Regions from separate parts of the Homo sapiens genome. Here region 2 is linked to region 1. A link is an interaction called in ENCODE POLR2A ChIA-PET data of the cell type or tissue named here. Cell type or tissue: HepG2. All regions are shown on one strand. Region 1 overlaps LINC01258 (long intergenic non-protein coding RNA 1258). Region 2 has its middle 12 kb from the start of LINC02513.

Region 1 (4,000 bases):
GCTGAAAGATCAGGGATTGATGGCAACTAGCATCAGCCAGAAAGGACAGATCAAAAAGACACTGCACAGGAAGAATGGACATGACCCAGTAACCAAACTGCAGGCAAGAGGGAGGTACTATATAGAGATGATGCTGAGGTTTAAATCTGGTGACCAGAAAAATACTATTGTTGTTGATTATCTTAGTCTGTTTGTGCTGCTGTAACAAAATGCTTTAGATTGAGTAATGTATAAACAATGGAGATGTATTTCTCAGAGTTCTAGAGGCTGGAAAGTCCAAGATCAAGGTGCTGGCATGTTTGGTGTCTGGTGAGAGCCTGGTCTTTGCTTCCAAGATGACACCTCAAATGCTGTGTCCTCTGGAGGAGACAAATGCTGTGTCCTCATATAGCAGAAGGTATATGAGGTACTTATTCCATCCTTGAGGGTAGAGCCCCTATAACCTGCCTCCTAAAGGCCCCATTTCCTGATACTGTTGCATTGGGTCTCAAATTTTGGAGGGTCACAGACATTCAAACCATAGCAGTGATATAATGAAGGGTGTCACGGAAGTTGCTTTCTGGAGGAAACATTACAAATTTAGTCTTAAGCACTTGAATTTAGCATACCTGAGAACATCCAGGTGAACAAATTTGGTATGATAAGGTAGGCTCAAGAAAGAGATTGAGCATGGAAGCAGACAGAGATTAGACATCAGCCTCATAAACGGATGTCTCAGGAGAATGACTGAAGTCTTGATTCTGGCTGAGATTTGCGGACCAAAATGAGGATCTTGTGTCGAGACTGACTCAGTGACAGGGCTCTCCTTAGAAACCTCAAAGCAGCTCTCTAATTCATCCTAAGTATTATGGCAATAGAAGTGCTGAGAAATTGATAAGGTCTCATAACATGTTTTAAAATGTAAAAACAAAGATCAGAAAAAGAATTAAATAAACCTTGGGATTCTGATGTCCAGAACCGTCTTCCATACAATCCAGAAGAAAAGCCTCAGAATGTGAACTCCTACACTATGTAAATTCAATAAGTACACCTAGTAAGAGTAATCCCATTGAGTTCAGATAATAGAAGACATGGAAATGTGTCACCAATAATAATCATAAGACATTCTCAGCACTTTTCCACATGTGGCTAACGCAATCATAACTTAGCAAAGCTACTTTCAGATATACATCAGAATTTCTTGCTCTGTTAAATACAATTTTATGGCAAATCTTTTGCAATTTTCAATAGATCTCAACTTGATCTACTTCTCTTGTCTTGCACCTGCCTCAATTTTCTTGCTACTACTGTGAGGGAGGGGTTTTCTGTTGACTAGAAAGGGAAGTGATTTATGGGGCAAGAGGCAAAAGAAATGGATCCATCTAGAATAGCATTTTTATTATATTTTCTCTAAGTAAAATCAGAAAACTGTTACCCAGAGGTATTATGATCTGGCCATGTTAGACTCCAGCTCCTTATTAAATTGGTGAGTTATGGAGAAGGTGTTACCATCCGAGACAGTTTTTCATTTTCGTCTTTCCATTTAACTATTTCTTGAAGCTGATGAAATACATAGTACTTAGGTTATTGCAGGGTCAGGCAGAACGTTCTTTTTAGGGAATACATAGCAGTGAAAGAATTGTAGGATTTTTAAATCTGGCATCAGAGCTTGGCAAGTTTAAACATCCAAAAACATCCCTTTTTGTGTAAAAAGGGAAAACTCTAATCCAGAGAGACTAAATGACTAAAAGACTCAGAGTGTGCTGCAGAACCAGGTCTGGAACCCTAGAATCCTGGCTCCCAGTCCGTTACTTCAAGTACAACTTTTTCGAAATTCACATTGGCCACGAGTAGATTCTCCTTCCATTGTAAAAGAGCATTTAGGCCACAACCAGCAGAAACACTAAGCTGCCGATTTCTGTTCATGATGCGTCCACCTGGTCATCTTCTGACATTTTCCAAGGGCTGGGACAGCTTTGGAAAGCCCTGTTAGAGACCAGGTTATTTTAAGGTGGAAAACAGAAATCCTAAAAAGCCCAGGCATATACTTGCTTTTTTTTTTTTTTTTTTTTTTTTAATGGAGAAGCTGAGGGACCCAAGAGCCAGCCCTGAAACCTTGATATTTAAAGCAGTTGTCTGTAGACATAATACCCTAGTTTGATCAAAGGGTTGGGCCACACAATCCCAGGGAACAGGAAGGCTGACAAGGGGGGAAGGGCCCTTTGTCCAGGAGGCCTGGAATCCGGATGCCCTGGTTGGCGAGGCTGCTGGCCCTGCTGGGGAGGGGCTGAGGCCCAGTCTATGCCCGCGTTCCTCCCCCTGCCCTTCTGGTCCCTACACTGAGAGATCAGACAGAGCCTGCTGTCTCCCCACACTCAGTATCTGATCAGTTTTCTTCAGGACATTAATAAAATGAATCTATAGGCTTTGCTTGTATTTTTGTTGTTGTTTAATTCTACAATCAGAAAAGGTAAGCACCCCAGTTTAACTCTTTGAGTCTTTCTCCCAGCATGTGGCTTCCTAAACAAATATTTCATCTATCGTTCAGGTCACATTCTTGACCTTGTTGTTTCAGGTGCCTGATAATTCTGGGCTAATGACGGCCTGGCGAGCACGTTGGTTCCCCCACCACCACCCCACCACTCTCCAGTGCACCCTGCCCTCCCTCCTGTCCCCAGCAGCTTTCCCTGGGCTCATTTTAGTACCAGCCCCTTCCCCATTAATTGCTTTTCCTTCGGTAGCCTTTCTTTTCTTTATCAAAGTGCTTGCTCTGAAGGCTTCTACTTCAGATTCCTGCCCCCAGTGCCCTTGGCCTGTTCATTATTTAATTTTGCTTTCAGTCCCCTGCCTGTCAGGCAATGTCTGCACCCTGTGATTGTTTTCATTTTTGAAAGTCTCCAAAGATCACAGCCTTGTAGACACACTTTAAAAATATTATAATGATTTCTGGTGTGCGCACGCGTGTACACGCACACAGACATGAATGAATTAGAAAAATGTGCTTTGGACCGACCTAGGTTCTCTGAAGCACAGAATTTGACTGATAAAAGGGCTTTATGCACTGCCCCCTGGCCCTGCTGACAACACTACCCCTAATGCCTCTCCTTCTGCTTTATGAGTTGCTGAGATGGGTGTTTTTCTGTAGTCAGTCAAACAAATACATAAAGTAACTTCTAGAGCTTTTCGGCATTGTACTAAGCTGGCTGAAGGCATTTTAGAGATCCAATCTTGCTGAGGGGCTTGCATTAACATGGAAGGAAGCAACACTCTCTGATAGCAACTGACATAGGTCTAGTCATGCAGTAAAGCATTCAAAATAATCCGGAGAAAGGGTAACAGATCGAGCCTTTGGGGATGAATGATAACTGGATTCAGGAAAGTTCTTCTGATTTTTCTTTTTGACCCCTAAACGTCAGATGTGTTCAACATTATTACGGACTGAGTTCTATTCCCCCAAAATGTGTATGTTGAATCCCTAACCCCCAGTGTCTCAGAATGTGACTGTTTTTTGAGACAGGGTCTTTAAAGAGGTAATTAAGTTAAAATGAGTTCACTGGGGTAAGCCCTAATCTGATCTCTGGTGTCCTTGTAAGAAGAGATTTGGACAGACCTGCAAGGAGGGAGATGTATGTGGGGCACAGGGAGCAGAAGGCCATCCTCAAGCTAAAAAGAGTGGTCTTAGAAGAAGCCAGCCCTGGCAGCACTTTGAGTTGGGACTTGCAGCCTCTGGAACTATGAGAGAAGAAACTCCTATTGTTTAAGCACCCACTGTGTGGTACCTTGTTATGGAAGCCCTGGCAAACTAATGCAAACATCGGTATTTCAAGATGGTGTTAGTTCTAGATGAACAATGAAATTAATCACAGAGCAATTTCTGGGCAGGAAGTGGCTTTTCTGCCCCTGTTTGGGTTTCCAGGCACTTAATTCTTATTTGCGGACAAGCAGTAGATATTCAGCATGTGTTTATTGGGCACTTCCTTCATGCCACACGCTGCACTAGGCCAAGCAACAGAGATTCAGA
Region 2 (4,000 bases), 70 kb after region 1:
AAAAAAAATTCCTTTCCTATATCCTGTTTCCTTCTAAAAGTAGTATTGTTTTACATTTTACATTTGAATGCATAAATCTATGACTCATTGTGAATTCTTTTTTGTATAAATTATAAAGTTTAGGTCAAGATTCTTTTTGGAGGGCTGTGTGTGTGTAATGGTGGCAGCACCACAACGTTGAAAAATGAAAAATGTTGCTTTTAAAAAAATTAAGACATGACATACTTCTGCTGATTTATTTTCTTGTGGATAGTTTTCTATGCATATGCGTCTGCTCTGCCGCTTTATGAATTGAGATTTTTTCCCCAGATCTTAACTTGCCCATATTATATTTCAGCAAACAGAAAGAATAGTTTTTTGTTGTTTTTTAAAGAATCATTTTGCGTGGCATTCCCATGTTTACGAGGCATATAGATAACGTAGTGGTTAGGAGCACGAGCTCTGGAGTCAGTTTCTTGGTCAAATCCTGTCTTTGACCATTTACCAGCCATGTGCCTTTGGAGACAAGGTTCAGTGTCCTCGTCTGTCAAATAGTAATAATAATAGGACCTGAGCTGGGCACGGTGGCTCATGCCTGTAATCCTAGCACTTTGGGAGGCCAAGGCGGGCGGATTGCCTGAGCTCAGGAGATCGAGAAAGCCTGGGCAACACAGTGAAACCCCGTCTCTACTAAAATACAAAAAATTAGCCAGGCATGGGGTGTGCGCCTGTAGTCCCAGCTACTTGGGAGGCCAAGGCAGGAGAATTGCTTGAACCCAGGAGGCGGAGGTTGCAGTGAGCAGAGATCACACTACTGTACTCCAGCCTGGGCGACAGAACGAGACTCCATCTCCAATAATAATAATAATAATAATAATAACACCTACCCTATCATAAGGTTGTTGTGAAGGCTGATGAGTTATACAGTTCTGTTCACACAGGAAGCACTCAATAAAGCTTCATCGTTCCCATTACTAGAAGCATTTAGGTGGAATTTAACCCTGACTTTAGGATATGACATTACATCATATCACATTACTTTACATTGCATCTCACGACATTTTAATGTAAAACGAGAGATTCTCCTCTGTTCTACTCTCTTGGCAGCTACAGAAATAAGAAACTGGTTATAAAATTCCCTGAGAACAGAGGGGACAGGAATTGATATTTGAAAACAAATGATTAATCTTTTTTGATCCAAGACCCAGCTCCCAGGGTTTTTTTTTTTTAGCTATTGGATTAGTTTCCCAGAGTTGCCATGACAAATTACCACAAACTGTGTGCCTTAAAACAATATAAATTTATTCTCCTGTAGTTCAGGAGGCTAGAATCTGAAGTCGAGGTGTTGGCCAGGCCCTACTCCCTCCAAAGCTGCTCGTTTCAGCTTCTAGTGGCTTCCAGACATCCTTGGTGTTCCTTGGCTTTTAGCTGCATCACTCCAACCCCTGCCTCCATCCTCACATTCCCTTATTCCTTTCTTTGTGTCTTATAGGAACACCAGTAATTGGATTTAGAGCCCACCCTGATGCAGGAAGACTTCGTCTTCTTTGATCCTGTCACTCATGTAGTGAGCATAGTATCTGATAGTTTTCCAACACTCGCACCCTCCCTCTAGTCATCCCCAATGTGTATTGTTTTCATCTTTGTGTCCATGTGTATTCAGTGTTTAGCTCCCATATGTATGTAAGAACATGTGGTATTTGGTTTTCTGCTCCCGTGTTAATTCACTTATGATGTTAGTGTCCAGCTGGGGTATCCGTGTTGCTACAAAGGACATGATTTTGTTCTTTTTCATGGTTGCATAGTATTCCATGGTATATACATACTATTTTCTTTATCCAGTCCATCACTGATGGGCATCTAGGTTGAGTCCACGTCTTTGGTAGTGTGAATGGTGCTGGGGTGAACATGCAAGTGCATATGACGTTTTGGTAGAATGATTTGTTTTCCTTTGGGTGTATACTTAGTAATGGGATTGCTGGGTGGAATGGGAGTTCTGTTTTTAGTTCTTTGAGAAATCTCCCAAATGCTTTCCACAGTGGATGAACTAATTTACATTCCCACCAACAGTGTATAAGTGTTCACCTTTCTCTGCAGTCCTGGCAATATCTGTAATTTGACTTTTTAATAACAGCCATTCTGACTGGTGTAAGATAGTATCTCATTTTGGTTTGGATTTGCATTTCTCTAATGATTAGTGATGTTGAACATTTTTTCAAGTTTGTTGCCTGATTGTATGTCTTCTTTTGAGAAGTGTCTGTTCATGTTTTATGCCCATTTTTTAACAGGGTTATTTGTTTTTTGCTTGTTCAATTGTTTAAGTTCCTTATAGATTCTGGATTACACCTTTGTTGGATGCATAGTTTGAGAACATTTTCTACCATTTTGTAGGTTGTCTGTTTACTCCGTTAATAGTTTCCTTTGCTGTGCAGAAGCTCTTTAGTTTAATTAGGCCTACTTGTCAGTTTTTATTTATGTTGCAAATGATTTTGCGGACTTACTCATAAATTCTTTGCCAAGGCTGATGTCCAGAATGGTGTTTCCTAAGGTTTTTTCTAGAATTACTATAGTTTTAGGTCTTATATTTAGATCTCTAATCCATCTTGAGTTAATTTTCATATACGGTAAAAGGCAGGGGTCTAGTTTCAATTTTCTGCATATGGCTATCCAGCTACCCCAGCACCATTTATTGAATAGAGAGGGAGTCCTTTCACCATTGCTTGTATTGGTTGACTTTGTCAGAGATTAGATGGTTGTAGGTGTGCAGCCTTATTTCTGGGTTATCTATCCTGTTCTTTTGGTCTATGTGTCTGTTTTTATGCCATCACCATGCTGTTTTTGTTATTCTAACCTTGTAGTATAGTTTGAAGTCAGATAGTATGATGCCTCTGGCTTTACTCTTTCTGCTTAGAATTACATTGGCTACTTGGGCTCTTTTTTGATTCCATATGAATTTTAGAATAGTTTTTTCTAATTCTGTGAAAAATTATATTGGTAGCTTGATAAGAATATTATTGACATCATAAATTCCTTTGGGCACTATGGCCATTTTAACAATATTGATTCTTCCTACTCATGAGCATGGGATGCTTTTTCATTGTTTGTGTTGTTGTCTGATTTCTCTTAGAAGTGTTTTGTAATTCTTGTTGTAGAGATCTTTCACCTCCTTGGTTAGATATATTCCCAGGTATTTTTTTGTGGCTATTGTAAATGGAATTGCATTCTTGATTTGGCTCTCAGGTTGAATGCTATTGGTGTATAGAAATGCACTGAATTTTGTACATTGATTTTGTATCCTGGAACTTTACTGAAGTCATTTATCAGTTCTAGAGGCCTTTTGGTGGAGTCTTTAGGGTTTTCTAGGTATAGGAATCATGTTATCTGTAAAGAGACATAATTTGATTTCTTCTTTTCCTATTTGGATGTTTTATCTTTCTTTCTCTTGCCTGACTGCTCTGGCTAGGACTTCCAGTACTGTGCTAAATAGGAGTGATAGTAAGAGTTGGCATTCTTGTCTCCTTCCAGTTCTCAAGGGGAATGCTTCCAGCGTTCAGTATGATGTTCCACCATTCAGTATGATGTTGGCTATGGATTTGTCATAGATGGCTCTTATTATTTTGAGGTATGTTCCTTCAATGCCTAATTTGTTGAGGGTTTTTTCAACATGAAGCAATGTCAAATTTTATCAAAAGACTTTTCTTCATTTATTACATTGATCATATGGTTTTTGTATTTAATTCTTGTATGTAGTAAATCAACTTTATTGATTTACGTATGTTAAACCAACCTTGCATCCCAGGAATGAAGCCTACTTGATCATGGTCAATTAACTTTTTGATGTGCTGTTGGATTTGGTTTGCAAGTATTTTGTTGAAGAATTTTTGCCTCTATGTTCATCAGGGATATTGGCCTGAAATTTTCTTTTCTTTGTTGTGTCTTTGTCAGGTTTTCATATCAGAATAATGCTGGCTTTACAGAATGAGTTAAGGAGGAGTCCCTCCTTCTAGATTTTTTAGAATAA

The links. ChIA-PET counts read pairs that join two places held together with the same protein. Peaks named below come from ENCODE experiments on the same cell type or tissue, not always from the same donor. Only the 100,000 strongest peaks of a DNase experiment are listed, where the experiment ranks them.
Region 2: POLR2A ChIA-PET joins it to region 1 with 5 read pairs; 3 of 35 experiments call an interaction of 5 or more read pairs at or near these places.

Annotation. Positions count from the first base shown.
Region 1 is chr4:38,422,988-38,426,987 of GRCh38, reverse strand. All of the region lies in intron 7 of LINC01258 (long intergenic non-protein coding RNA 1258), which reads left to right. Among named protein-coding and RNA genes, the nearest start is that of LINC02513, 58 kb to the right of the region's middle. RefSeq lists an enhancer at 1,770-2,302. In HepG2, no CTCF peak of the experiment used is centred here; DNase peaks (open chromatin) are centred at 2,217 and 2,527; H3K4me3 peaks cover 431 bases.
Region 2 is chr4:38,352,839-38,356,838 of GRCh38, reverse strand. No RefSeq gene overlaps it. Among named protein-coding and RNA genes, the nearest start is that of LINC02513, 12 kb to the left of the region's middle. In HepG2, no CTCF peak of the experiment used is centred here; no DNase peak of the experiment used is centred here.